3 separate regions of the Homo sapiens genome follow, and regions 1 and 2 are each linked to region 3. A link is a loop called in an ENCODE intact Hi-C map of the cell type or tissue named here. Cell type or tissue: GM12878. All regions are shown on one strand.

Region 1 (5,000 bases), 770 kb after region 3:
TAATGGAAACAGTGCTGATGCATGCAAACTCTGTCTAGGCATGAACTAGGTATTCTAGTTCATTCTGTGTTGCTAATAAAAAATAGCTGAGACTGGGTTATTTATAAAGAATAGAGGTTTATTTAGCTCACAGTTCTGCAGGCTGAGAAGTTCAAGGGCATGGCCCTGGTTTCTGGAGAGGGCATTTGTGCTGTGTCACAACATGGCAGAGAAGGTCAAAGTCAAAGCAGACAGGTGTGAGGAAAGGAAAGCCTGAGGGGCATCCTGGCCTTATCACAACTCACTTTCAAGGAAACAAATCCATCCCTGCGAGAACTAATACAGTCTTACAGGAATGAGAACTCACTCCTGCAAGAACAGCCATTCATAAGGGATTACACCCTCATGACCCAAACACCTTTCACTAGGCCCTACCTCCCAATACCACCACACTGGGGATCAAATTCAAAATTAGTTTTAGTGGGGACAAACAAACCATGCCCAAACCATAGCACATAGAGTGTGTCAAATCACATATACAGTCACTTCAAGACTACATATCCAGAAGTGACAATTCTACATCTCGTAAGTCATAATGATGAAAAGAACTAACATTTATTGAGTGCTTTCTTGTTTAGTTCCTATAGTAATCCATCATGAAAAATAATAACACTGGCTTCCTAGTTGCCAGGCATTTAATTAACTCTCTTAATCCTCATAATGACCTCATGCCATGAGTTACTATTGTAATCCTCATTTTGCCGATGAGGAAACTGAGGGCTGGAGAGGTTAAGTAACTTGCCCAAGGTAATCCAGCCAGGGAGTGGTGGGGCTGGAATGTGAACCCCAGGTCAGTCTGTCTGACTGCAGAGACCAATCTCCTAACCCTACCACACTACCTTATTAGAAACATCTTTGAGCATGCAGCCCACATTATCCTGTTATGATAAAAAAAAAAATGCATGAAAATGCCTGCTTCCATCTATTTGGTGTTGAGAATGTTTCAAAGCACTTTCCCATCCCTGATGCATTTGATCTTCACAACAGTCCTGTGAGGAAGACAGGCATAGGCAACACCACCATTACATAGATAAAGACCAAACACAAAAGCTTGCCCCAAGTCCCACTCCACAAATGAGAGACCAAGCCAGAGTCAGAGTTCAATGTACAGTATACATTTTCAAAATGTGTTCTTTGGTATAGCTAGGGATTAAGTCTCCTCCACCTCCTTCATTCTGATTTCATCCTGAAGATTTGAAAGGAAGTGGGCAGCCCACAGCAGGTCATTAAACCCTCCAGCCAAGCTTTCCTATAAATGTAAAAACTACTTGAGTATACCTCACTTTGTCTTCCACATACCCCAACCCTTCAGGATCTGCAGTACCTGACCACATCCTGTGTCTTGAAAGAAAAAAAATGAGGGACCTTGACCCTTAAAAACTGGACACACTGAAGGTATGAACATATCTCATTGTGGATTTCTCACTTTAAAAACATTTATTGGACAATTACAGGTCCAAAATTCCAAAACCCACCTGGCAGGTGAGCAATACTCACCTGGCAGGGGAGATATCATGATCACCAAGCCCACCAAGTTCTGAAAACCAAAGTTTTTAAAAATAAATTCCCTATCAAACCTCTCATATGGCAGCAAAACCTGACATGCACTGATGGGAGGCAATTTATGGTGTTTATTTATCCCATTGCATCTAAGCATGCCCAGGTTTCACTGCTGAAAATTTATTGTGTTTGATTATAGTAGGGTTGCCAGATAAAACATAGGACATAGTTAAATTTAAATTTCAGATAAATAATGAATAATGTTTTTGTATAAGCATGTCCCAAAATTATAAGGGGCATTTAGTTATACTAAAACATTTTTGCTGTTTAGCTGAAATTCAAATTTAATTGGGCATCCTGTATTTTTATTTGCTAAATTTTGGAACTCTAATTATGGGTGCTGCCTGAAACCTCACTGGGAGTGTTATCTAATATATGGCATAGACAGCATATTACTGTTCTAAAATCTGACAAATTTAGAATTCCAAAACAAATCTGTCCCCAAGAGTTTTGTAAAAGGGATTGTGGACCACTGGACCTATAGCATCCTCCCAGCACTGGGCTTGGTACTTCATGGGGACTCAGCTCCCAAAGAGCAACAACCTCTCAAAGAATTATCCCATCACAATGCCTTGCCTCTTGAGCTTTCATTAGATTTCCCCTCTGCTGTCTTTCATAGGTCATTAGCATGCTTTCTGCTTTGATATATTTATTCTTCAAGGTATTTCCCCTCTAGTGTCCTGATTTAAACTAGTAGGACTGCAACCCACAGCTGACCTAACCACACTTTCTATGATTTCTTACTTGGCTTTAGTGAGTTTCCAGCCTCTCCTGTTCAATTGCTCTGACATGCTATGTCACTTTCTTCCTTCCTGGTAAGAAGCTTTCCAACACAGACTCCCCTTTACTTCCAGAACTCTCCTCTGTAGTAGGCAGTGAGCTCCTACCACCCTCTGCTGCCATCTCATGGCTAGGATAAGCCATTGCATTAGTCTTAATTCTGTTGCACTAGTTCTTTTTAGAGTCCATCACCGCCAACACAGAATTATAACATCTGCCAGGAAACCCCATTGGGCTAATTCTGACTGCTGTATGCACTTGCAAATGGAAAATTATACTTTAAAAAAATATGCGTTCTAAAACAGTTTTCAACCTCCTCCTTCAACCTAGCCTCACCTTCCTCCATTTAGTTCTAAGTAGTGAGGCTTAGCCCTAGTTTGAAATGAAAGATAGGGCTTCCAGTTGACTGATTTTGTGAGTCTGCACCTGTGTTGCCATTGATATTGGCAGCCCAGCTTGGGAACTAAGTCTGCTAGCTAATTGCAACAACAGAGCCAGCTTAGAACAAAATGTCTCAGTAATCCTTGGGTAAGAACATATCTTCTTTTTAAAAAATAAAACTAGCCATGGATTAGTGATCTGAGTGATTAAATATTAAACTGTGCTAGACAGAGAGTACATGTAAAAGGTAGGGGCTATTTCCAATCATTATCTGGACCTAAACTTTTGTCAAAACCTATTTCTTGATCTCAAATGTCTGCTGCAGTGGTTTACAAAAAAAAAAAAAAAATGCTGCACTGCTTAATGAAAGTATGACTCAGCAAGCTCACTACAATGGTGAGGGAAGAAAGGTGCTTGAACATTTCTTCCTCTTCGGGAACTTTTGCATTGCCACTGATTTCCCCTTTTGGGCGTTTTTCTCCTCTTCAGAGCCCAGCTTGATTGGCAACTAAAAACAAAACTCATTCTCTTGAGGGTCATTCCTGTAGAGGCGGGTTTTTAAACACATCCTTAACACACAACCGGACTATCTTCTGAAGAACTGAAATCTAACACAGTACACATTGGGCCCATTTCTATGTGCAGCCATTCACTGAAGGGAGTAGGATGCAGTTCTTAAAAGATCAGTAGACTTTTTCAAACCTCCCAGAAAGGCCCTTACCTCAGATCTTACTATAGCCAGTAACTGCTGTTTCTTCCTGATCCTCACCTTCTCCTCTGGTATAGGGGACGACTCATTCTCACCCTTCAAATTTTCTTTTCCTCTAAATGGACTAAAGGAAGAAGTGTTTACAGCTGTAAGTCTCCCAGCTCAAAGTCAGCTGATTTCTTTTAGGAAACATGGGAACATAACTCATTGCCAATTACTTTAGAGAACCACAGACCTATACTGCTTTATAAACCTCTGAATATTAAACATGTGTCAAGGTGACTTTTCTTTCAGTCTCACCTATTGCACTTTTTTGTACACACCTAAAAACTTAAAATAATCTGAAAATAACCAGTTAGGTGACTTAACTGTGAAACTGACTTGTTTTTATCCTAATGCTTTTCTTGCTGATAGCTTTCCCAGCAGGGAACAGGGTGGACTGAGCAGGGTAACAAAGATATTTCTCCTCTGACCATTGTCCATTCCTAATGGAGCCACTGGAAGCTTACTGCTGTGGCTTTTCTCTACCTCACAGCCTGGCTTATTTCTCAAAAGCCCATCCCCACGACCAGATCCTCTGCTTCTATGAGGGGACTTTCCCTTTTTTTTCATTGCCTCCTCAAGGAGTGGTGACTCAATTAATTATCAGGGAGGTCTATCTGTACCTCATTATTCTTAAATGAGCACTTAAGTACAATGTTTGACATCCAGTAGTCACTCAAATGTTAGATGTTGTTATTATTACTATTTAACCTCTCTGAGCCTCAGTTTTCTCATCTGTAAAATGGATGTAATAATAGTACAAACTTCCTAGGTTTGTTAATACATATAAACTGCTTTTAAAAGTATCCAAAACTTAGAAGGTTCTGTGTACATTTTATCTATGACTATTAAAACTTCTATTAGAGAAATAATTTAAGGACATATAGACTGCAAGGTGAAAAGAGAAACGTGTGTGTGGGTTTGGGGATGCTACGGCGGGGAAGAGTTGTGTGTGGATTATGTGTTTGAAATATGTTTTAGCGGCCGAAGAGAAATGCCCACTAGGCGTTAAACATTCAGGTGTAAATTTTAGCAGGGACGGAATGAAGAATTTTTTCACTTTAACAAAAACAGTAAATGCCTGCAAAGACCTTTGGGGGTAAGAAATGACATATATAGAAGTGTTCCTCCACTTCCTAAGCTTACCGTCTACTAAGAAGGCTGAGTCACTGATTCTACATAGAAGTACATGTAACACAAGGTAGGCTCTGAGAGGTACCACAGGGAAAAAGCAAAGTGGTATGAGCTCAAGGAGAGAGGTCACACCTCTGGCTGAAGCAATCAGGGAGGGCTTCCAGAAGGAAGTGATTTTCTGATTTCATTATTCACCGCAGCCTTTTCTTAGGACTCTAGTGCCTGCTGATTTTTTCCATCTCTGAATGCTCTAAGATCCCAAAGTGTGGTGCCTCATGACAAAGCAGTGAGCTTTTCCTAAAGCTAAATAGATCCAGATTGAATGACTGTCCTTTATTCTGTCCTTTCTTTTATA
Region 2 (5,000 bases), 590 kb after region 3:
ATTGTTAAATCAGAATTCAATGTCACTTTTTGAGAATGGAATTAACATGATGGAGAGAGTTTGATAAAGAGTATCTTGGTAATCCTACCTGTTGTGTTTGAGAGACAGGAAGCCTAGTGGTTAAACCCAGAGGCTCTCGAGCCAGTCTGTCTGGGTTCTTCTAATTCCAACTCTAAGGTCATCTGTGAGGCCTTGGGCAATTTGCTTAACTTTTCTGTACTTAGTTCCTTCATCTGTAAGATGAAGATCATAAGATCCACCCTATAGTATTGTTGTGGGGCTTAAATATGAAGCACATAGAACAGTGCCTATTATGTAATGAGTACTCAAAAAGATTATTAAAATGCTTTCCTCTTAAAAGCTTTTAAGAATAAGAATAAAGTTGATGCTCACTGTTTAAAGATTTGAAGAAATCTTAAGCAAGTCACATCGCTTTTCTGAGTCTTAGTATCCTCTGTAAAATGGGATGATGAGAGTATATGGCAAGATGTTTCAAGCATTTTTTTGGTAGTACAACCTTTTATTCAAGATTAATTGATGCTTCTTTTTATTTAAATCTTGGTATAAGGGAATAATATCCTACATATGCCTTAGATACTTTTAGTCCACAAGACTGAGAGTGACGCTTTCCTCTGCTATTTCTTGGTTTCTTAACCCTATGACACCAGAGGCATGGAATGCCCCCAGCTTATCTGCTCACACCAGCTGTTAGGGGACAGTAGAGATTTTCCTTTAGAGTGAAAGCTGCAACAAGCATCTGAGAATAATTTGTTATTTATCAAGTGTTTCCTTTTGTTCACCATCAAACCTGACACTGGTCATTGGAATCACACAAACCAGCTGGTGAGTAAAAACACTGAGTTTAGTTTTGGCTTGCTTCTCATCCTGGCCTGTTATACTGAATGTCAGGGTAAGTCTGCTCTGAAGCCTAGGTGACGAGCTCCAAGTTAGGAGAGAAAACTCTAATATTATTCTTTCTTCACTGGGTAGGGGCTCTGGAGAAATCACTTTACCTTTGTAAGTCTGAAGAAAACAGAGTTTGCAATCACTGTCCCTCCTTCTCTCACAAAGACACTACACAGAGAGCAGAAACAAGAATAGACCCAGGGCTAGAGAAAGGGCAAGCAAGAACAGGCATAGGTGGTGGTCTCTCTCCATTACCATCTTTTGAATAAAATGTTTCTCCAACAGTGGACCACTAGCCCCCTGAAATGAAGCCATCTTGGGTGCTTGCTAAAATATTAGATTCCTAGGCCTCACCCAAACCCACTGGATCTGAATCTGTGGTAGTGGGGACCAGAAATTTGAATTTTAATAAGCTCCTTTAAGGATTCATTTATCCACTAAGAAACTTGCTTAAGAACCACTGGTCTAGTCAATCACCAGCTCTTTGAATCCATCTGGAAACGATGATCATCTATTTGAGATCTCAGTTATGGACAAGTTAGTTATGCACAGAAAATAAGTGTTAATTGTAGCTGGAGATGATTGAATGGGGTAAAAGGGAAGATTTTCTGGCAGTGTGATTAGACACATAGGAACGTGGAATCAATAAAAGCTGTAGAAACTCAGCACACATTTCTGTTTTGAAAATAAGATGACTAAGTTTGGTAATTCAGGGAAAAGCTTGCACTATATGAAGCTTGAACTACCTGAAGGGAGGTTCATATTTCTGTCTCCAGGAATAATAATAAAAAAAGTGTAAGCAAAAACATCCCTTTAATTGTGCTGTATACATTTCTTGAGTCCCTTGAAGCCAAACAAACTTATTTTACCACTAAGGAAACTGAGGTTTAAAGAGAAAGTCATTTTTCCCGGGTCACATAGCTAGTTGATTGGTTACAAATCTTTATTAAATCAGTCATTGATGGGAAGACAAAACTTACTTGATTTGCCTATCTGCCCACATTTCCCTTCCCTCCCCCAATTTTGAGAAGAAAACACTGTTTCTCCCACTATATTTTTGCCTTGCAATTAGGCTTTAATGCTTGTCAGCTGAAGCAGAAACTCTTCTGAGCATTTAGGCAGAGCGTCTAAAGGAGATCTAATGACCCTCGTGACTGAAAGTGAAAAGATTCAAAAACCAGTGTTTACAGATCTTCAGCTGCTCTGATCAAGCCTTAAAATTGCTGAAGCCAGACCTTTGGTTGCACAGCTATCTACAGGAGCAGCCAAGGAAGAAAATGTTTTCTGAATAATTTACAAGATATATGAGTAAATGTGATATTCAATTAAGCATGTAGTCATAGGAAGGAAAATCAAACAATTGAAATTGCCACTCAATGGTTGGCTGTAAATGCTGCCTATGCCGCTACCCCACTTTAGAGATGCCTGCTAGACACTGGCAAGAAGAAGACAGTGCAGTTAATGGTAAAAATGGCCCCTCTCTAAAAACAGAGTTAGAGTGAACATATGCCTTCAACCCTCTTAGGAAAATGAGCCAAAACCAGCCAGTAAAATGTAGCTGCACAGGCTGCCTGGCAGAGAATTTTCATACATTGCTAAGCAGCAAAATGCATAGAACATACGGTGCTATGGCTGGAAAGGACCTTCCAGATCATCTAATTCAACTCCTTTCATTTTATAACTGAAGAAACTGAGGCTTCAGAGAGGGAAAGTGATTATCTCAGTATCACACAGCTGGATAATTGGTTCTAAATATTCCCTAAATCGAACTCCTTGGTGTGGAAGCATGTTTGATTTAGTGAGATGTCAGAATTACAGACCACTTTTTAAAATGCATTTCTTTTAAGAATTCTACGAAGTTTATAGAGTAAATAAGTAAACATGTATCCCAGTAATTCACAACCTTGGCTTGTTATCAGAATCACACGGGGAGACTTTTAAGGTAGCTCTATTAAGCATTCTCATGCAGGGCCACTGTATACAATTGTGCAGGCCACGCACTGCATGAGAGTGTCCACTGATGGAGGTGAATGGGGGCCCAACTTGAGCCACTGCACAGACTTACCAAGCTATGCACCCTGATTTAGGGCTGCACCTGCTCAAAGGAAGATGTGCCTTTCTCTACTTTGTGAAAAGGGTCAATATGGATTAGTAGCAGCACTATATTCTTGGCTCCCCACCTCACAGGTATCACTGCAACTTCCTACTTCACCCTATCTTGATGCTCCAATATACTTTGAATCCTCTCCCACTCCTGAAATAGGCTCAATTGGTGGTTGCCTCTTGTGTATCTCTGGACAGAAAAAGCCCTTTCAATGTGTGGTACAATTTCTCCCTCCCCCTTACTACAACTGTGCAGTTGTTTAATGCAATGACTTTCAAGTTTTCTTGATTTCTAACTCAATTACTAAAAAAACCCTCCCAATATATGTACAAATATATATATATAAATTATATAAATGTAATAATGTATATCATGTATAAACATATATTTATAACTAAACATATGCTACTGTACTAGAAACACACAAAATTCCTTTAACACAGGCAAAAAGGAAAATTTAAAGTATGTAATAAGGATGAAATTAACCATATTTAAAAATAATATATAATAAATATATTATAGTCTGAAAATCTTTTTGGCTTTCACTAAAAAATTAACATTAAACTAATGTCTTTAGAGAGAGAAATGTTCTTTAATAAGCTTCATTTGTTATAAAAAACTTCAATCTTTCATAATGCAGTAATCTGAAGTCCTGATTCTAAATTCAGCAATTTCAATTCTTGGAATTAATGGCTGTCAGCCACCCCCCACCGCCAAAAAAAAAGATACCTCACAAAGACTTGCAGCAAATCTGTTTCGCCTACTTCTTATCAGTTTATTAATTGGAATTGTGCTGTTTTGACTTGGTAATGTGGCTAACAAAGAGCTCATCCTATGAGTAGAACCTTCTAGAAGCAGAATGGCATTAGCTCTGCCATTTCCTTATTATTTTCTTGTGCTTACACTAAGTTTCTCCTCAATCCCTGATTTACTTGCATGAAAAATTGCAAACTACTTGCTCATTTGTGAGGATTAGGTTAATTAAAACTAGACAGTATAATATGTAATTTCACATAAGCAGGCACACACAAACTGCAATATATTTTAATATGAGGAGAGTAAATGAAGGCATGAGGATAATTTCATCAACCCCTCCTTATTCTGGAATTTCCATGCTTCCCTTAGGATCCTTCCCATATTGTTCATGACATGTGACTGGCTTAGTTCCTCCAATTCCCCTCTGAACTCGAGTCCTCAAGTTTCCTCATATCCTGTCCTATGGTAACTACAGGAGACATTACAGCAGTTAGGAGGAAAACATGAACCAGGGAGGACTTCTCAGTGGAGGCTATATCTAAGCTGAACGCTGAATAATGGGGAGGATTTTCAAGGAGATGGAGAGAGAGGGCTTCTCAAGAGGAGGTGACAGTATGAGAAATGTCATAAATAGCAGAGTGGTTATGTTCTATAGGCTTTAAAGACAGGTAGACTTTTGGGTTCAGATCTCTAGTTCTGGCTGTGGTCTTCACCTCTCTCACATGTCACTATTCAATCTCTATACCCACCTCTCTCACGCCCACCCCATGAATCAGAATTTTGGAACATGGCACCAGAGTATCTGTATTTTTTAGGGCAGTTTTGAGAACTGCCATGTATACCATGTTCATAACTATAGTTATGTAGTATGTTTACCCACATCTTGACCCTCTCTCTTGCAGTATTGTAGAGTGGCTCCCTATTACCTATTGAGTTACATCCTCTGTCCAGCCTCCAGCACCCTAACTGCAACCACCTCATCTTGGTGTGCTACCATGTTTCCTTGGGCCCTTCAACCACAACACATTCCCTCCTTTTAGTATTCTTTAACATATGATAATCCCCTACTTTGACAATTCATCCCCTTCCACTACCAATCCACATCACTCCCTTCAAGGCTCTGCTCAGAACACATTGCCCCAAAGAGGTACTCTCCATATTCCTCTGCTCCACCTTGCCTACTTTCTAATCCCACATCACCTCAAAGTGTTATAACATCTTTGTACCACAATCA
Region 3 (5,000 bases):
TTTTGATTTTCCTAAGCTTGCCTGGGCACCTCACTTTGGCACTCTGACCCTTAGTTTCCTTGTTTTCACATAGAGAGCATTGGACTAGATCGATAAGTACTCAGAGGCCCCAGATACATGCCTAGCTCCCTGTGTTGTGATATGCCTACTTTTATGGTGAGGTCTTTGATCTAATTTCACGTCTACCTATTTTGTATTTAAATAACAGAAGAGCAGATATCAGGTCCTCTTAATGTGTACACACACACACACACACACACACACAAACAGGAGAAATATATGCTAATTTGCTTGACTGTAGTAATCATTTCACTATAGGTATATAAAAACATCATATTGTATATGTTAAAAATGTACAATAAAAACTAAAGCAATCTACTTAAGGCATCCCTTCTAGAGGAGAGGAGCTTTTTAGTAATACCCACCCCATCAAGATTAAGTTATAGAGGAAAAGAAAAAAAAAGAAAGTAATACCCACCCATGGAAGGAGGGGCCAGAGATTGGCCAAAGGGATTGTCCAAAGCAACTCATCCATAGGAGGCCATCCGCCCCTCACAATTTTCCTGCAGCATCAGCTAGAATGCCCTGGCAGGCAGTCCTTGAAAATCCATGGCTTAGGTGTTGCTTAAGATTTTTTAGTTGCCCATCTAGCCCACACAGAGAGGAGTATCCAGCCAGAGAAGAAGCTGTGCTGAGCTGGAGCAGGCAGTGGGGGAATCAGTCAGTTAAAAGGCAACTTAAGCAGCTGCTCTGTGAGGAGGTAGTTGGTATCGCTTCTGTTTTACTCATGGGGAGCTGAAACTCAAAAAGGTTTGATGACTTGCCCCAGAGGTTAAGTTTGTGACAGGACATGATTTCAACCGCACGTCCGTAGTGCTTGGCATGCTCAGTGTTGCACTGAATGGAACGAACAAATTGTAGGGTGGCTCTGTTGCTATCTGACTGTATCACCATAGATAAGTAATTTCACTTCTTTAAACCTGTTTCCCCACGACTAAAGTGAGGATGATAATACCTACTGATATGGTTTGACTCTGTGTCCCCATCAAAATCTCACCTTGAATTGTAATAATCCCCACGTGTCTAGGGCAGGACTAGGTGGAGATAACTGAATCATGGCGAAAGTTTCCCCCATGCTGTTCTCATGATAATAAGCGAGTCTCACAAGATCTGATGACTTTATAAGCATCTGGCATTTCCCCTGCTTGCACTCATTCTCTCTCCTGCTGCTCTGTGAAGAGGTGCCTTCTGGCATGATGATAAGTTTCCTGAGGCCTCCCCAGCCATGTGGAACTGTGAGTCAAGTAAACCTCTTTTTCTTTTTTTTTTTTTTTTTTTTTGAGACGGAGTCTGGCTCTGTAGCCCAGGCTGAAGTGCAGTGGCACGATCTCGGCTCACTGCAGCCTCTGACCCCCAGGCTCAAGCAATTCTTCTGTCTCAGCCTCCTGAGTAGCTGAGATTACAGGCATGCACCACCACGCCCGGCTAATTTTTGTATTTTTAGTAGAGACAGGGTTTCACCATGTTGGTCAGGCTGGTCTCGAACTCCTGACCTCGTGATCCACCCGTCTCAGCCTCCCAAAGTGCTGGGATTACAGGCGTGAGCCACTGCGCCCGGCTTTTTTTTTTTTTTTTTTTAAATTACCCAGTTTCAGGTATTTCTTCATAGCAGCATGAGAATGGACTAATATACCTACCTTCCAAAATTGTTTTGGCCATAACATGACAACATGCAGATAAATGTGCTTTATGAAAACAATGCTCTACAGGTACAAGGCATAACAGATTAGAAAGCTAATTTACCATTAGATTTTCTCACTGATCATCTTCTATTAAAAATAGTGAGGTGCTTAAAGTAATGAGACTCTATACATCCCATAGGCCACTAAGCTACTTTCATTTTGAATAGAAAAATAATGACGGTGCTTATAAACATTTCTATCTTTTCTGACATAGTCTGCATGAGAATGAGGTGCTCACCCCTGGAGTAGTTGGTGACTAAGGTGACTTCCAGCTTGGTGACTCCAGAGGAAAGCAAGGCTGTTACAATAGCCTCAAGGTCAGGTCTTCTGATTCAATTGGCCTTATTTTCACATTGCCTTGCAGAGGGCCTAGTAGGCTCAATGACTGGAAAAATGAATGCAGAATTGTGAGCCAGTTGTCTATGCATGAGACGACCACACGATGGCAGTAAAGTCAGGTGAATTCATTCTCTGCTGCTTTCTCAGTCCTGCCTCTAGTCCTTAGATCAAAGAATGTGAACACACTTAATTCCTTGTTTCTGTTTCTTCCAGTTAATGCCTGGGCAACATGGTGAAGCCCCGTCTCAACAAAAAATATAAATTTTTATTTATTTTTTTTAATATTTTTTGTTGAGACGGGGCTTCACCATGTTGCCCAGGCTGGTCTCAAATTGCTGGACTCATCTAAGCTGCCCAGCTCGGCCTCTTAAAGTGCTGGGATTACAGGCATGAGCTGCTTGGCCTGACATTAACTGATAGTATTACTATTGTTATTAGTATAGGTTGGACAATATAGAAGGTTTTTTAATAAAGTGAAATGGGTTTCAAACGCAGGAACCAGGAGGAAAACTAGGGTCAACTGTAATCCCAGGAGCAATTCCCTGGCGAGGCTAGAGTTACAGGGATGAAAATATATGTTATATCTGTGTTCTGTGTCATATAACTTTTTCAAATCATTGTCACCTAGCCTCACCCTGGTGAACTGTGAGAAATTATGAGAAAGAGACAAATGTATCTTTCAAGTGAAAGCTGCTAGCACTGCATCAAGCACAGTGTAGGTTTCCAAAAAATGTGGATTCCTCTTGCTTTTCCTCTGAAAGTTAGACTGATGTGGGCTAATGATATGGTCCTATCCAGTGGTTCCCCATGGAAATGTGTATCAGAATCATCTGGGCCTTCTCCCCAGACATACTAATTTTGTAGATCTGGAGTGGAGCCTAGGAATCTGTATTTTACAGCTCTCTCAGACACTTTTGGGAACTTGTTGGACCAGTTGGGAGTGTGTTGAGCTGAGATAAAGAGGATCTGAGAAGTATTAATTATTCTAGGCATGGTGCTAAGTGCTTTGTATGTGTCATCTTTTTGGCCTTCAGAGCTGCTCTGTGAGATAGGTGGTATCACTTCCATTTTACTCACGGAGAAGCTGAAACACAGAAAGGAGAAATGGCTTGCCTCACAGGTTCATTTTGTGAAAGGACGTGATTTCTAGCACAGTTCCCTGTAACTCTCATCCCAGACTCTTCTCCCTGTACCACACTGACTTCCTGAGCACACACAGACCTGGGCTCAGTCTCTATTTTCTCTAAGTGGGGACCTTGGTCAGACACTTTATCTGGCTGTTCGATTCTTTCCTCTATAATAATTCCTGCCTCTGGCTGGGACTTGACGAATGAATAAAACAAATGAAAAATAAATAAATGAGATAATGGATCACAAAATACCTTAAAAATGATAAAGTACTAAACTCATATTGGGTGGTATTATTTGTGGCATTTGTCATTACCCAGGAACCTTGGACCTGGAAAAGTCTCTGTGGTGTATATCCGTTGGCTGATAAAGCATGGATGGAAATAGCTAATGTTCAAAGCTGGCATTGCTGGTATGGGGCTAATTTAATGGCTAGAATGAGGGAACATGCACTTCTGAGTCCTGAGGTAAATCAGCTCACTGGGTCTGGCTTTCTAGCATTCTTGAATGTTCAAGGATTATGTCAAAAATTAATAACAGTCACTCAAAAAGCATATTCTGAACATTCACTGTATTCAAGATGCTGAATAAGGCATTGTAAAAACTACAAAGAATTTAAGGATATAGTCTTCAACAAGCCTGTAGTTAATTTGAGGAGACATGATCCATACACACACACACACACACACACACACAGATGGAATCTAACAAAAGCAGCCATAATGATGTCAATCACAAATGTGTAGTGTCGTCAGAAGGAGTAAATTACTGTTGTTACGCTAAGACACACAATGAGAACTCTAGAATCTATCTTCCTTCTCTTTATGTAAGTTCTCATCTAGGTTACTGAAAATAGCCCCTGACTCTCTCTCTCCCTGTTCCACAAAGGTACTGCACATCAACGCCTTTATCTATCTCCCATCCTGTGGACAAACTGATGTTTCTAAAATGCAAATCTGATGTCATTATCCTTCTTTAGCAGTGGTTCCCCATTGCCTTCAGGATAAAGTCCAGATTCTTTAGCAAGGCCTACAGGGACTCTGGCTATCACTTCCATCACCACCCTGTCTTCTTCTCTTGCCCAGCCACCTCGAAAATACCATGTTCCTCCACCCCTTTGCAACTTTGCATGTGTTACTCCCTTTGCTGGGAATGCCCTTCTTCCCTTCCTTACCTAGCTAACTTCTTATTTTTCCCTGAAAACTCCCCAGCTCCTTTCAACTGGATTTGATATCTCTCACCTATATCCTTGTGGCAGTCCATATCGGAGCGCTTGTCACACTAATAGTCTATTTCCTTGTCCCGTTTCTGCTTCTGGCTCCCTTTCACTCATCTAGTTTGTTGATCTTACCTATGAGAAAACAATATGTTTACAGAGCTTACTATAGTGACTGGCATATAGAAACATTTAACCAATATTAGCTATTACTATTCCAGTAACTGACTTATTTAGCTGAGAAAGTTCAAGTGGAAGCAAGCAGAGGACTACTGAGCAGATGTTAGGGGAGAGGAACCAATTTCCTAGAGGCTAAGTGTCCTCAAGAGCTAGCGCTGAATCGAATACATCCAATATTTGGTCAGATGGGTTTTAACCCGTCTCCTTGAGGAGAGCGCCCAAAGCTCTTCTGAGAATCTGCTCCAGGTGTAGCTGACAGGCTGTATAAAAGGCAACACGGGGTGACCCAGAAGTGTTTTTCAGAGGCAGCTAAAGGTAAATCTGGAGAAAGACCTAGAAGCACAATTTAACTTGGCCTGAGACATGGAAGATGAGCAGAGTAGCTAAAACTCAGG

Evidence for each region. Peaks named below come from ENCODE experiments on the same cell type or tissue, not always from the same donor. Only the 100,000 strongest peaks of a DNase experiment are listed, where the experiment ranks them.
Region 1: it touches region 3 in a loop (22-fold over the local background); 43 of 110 quality-filtered maps call a loop at or near these places.
Region 2: it touches region 3 in a loop (2.8-fold over the local background); 4 of 110 quality-filtered maps call a loop at or near these places.

Annotation. Positions count from the first base shown.
Region 1 is chrX:111,867,260-111,872,259 of GRCh38, reverse strand. The region is part of intron 3 of TRPC5 (transient receptor potential cation channel subfamily C member 5); the gene reads left to right. Among named protein-coding and RNA genes, the nearest start is that of TRPC5OS, 6.4 kb to the left of the region's middle. RefSeq lists a silencer at 3,411-3,460. In GM12878, a CTCF peak has its summit at 2,502 (motif pointing left); DNase peaks (open chromatin) are centred at 2,329 and 3,199; H3K27ac peaks cover 784 bases.
Region 2 is chrX:112,054,131-112,059,130 of GRCh38, reverse strand. All of the region lies in intron 1 of TRPC5 (transient receptor potential cation channel subfamily C member 5), which reads left to right. Among named protein-coding and RNA genes, the nearest start is that of TRPC5, 26 kb to the left of the region's middle. In GM12878, no CTCF peak of the experiment used is centred here; a DNase peak (open chromatin) is centred at 2,050.
Region 3 is chrX:112,639,719-112,644,718 of GRCh38, reverse strand. All of the region lies in intron 3 of LHFPL1 (LHFPL tetraspan subfamily member 1), which reads left to right. Among named protein-coding and RNA genes, the nearest start is that of LHFPL1, 38 kb to the left of the region's middle. RefSeq lists enhancers at 604-653, 3,122-3,171. In GM12878, a CTCF peak has its summit at 2,179 (motif pointing right); DNase peaks (open chromatin) are centred at 858, 2,177 and 3,165; H3K4me3 peaks cover 248 bases; H3K27ac peaks cover 2,496 bases.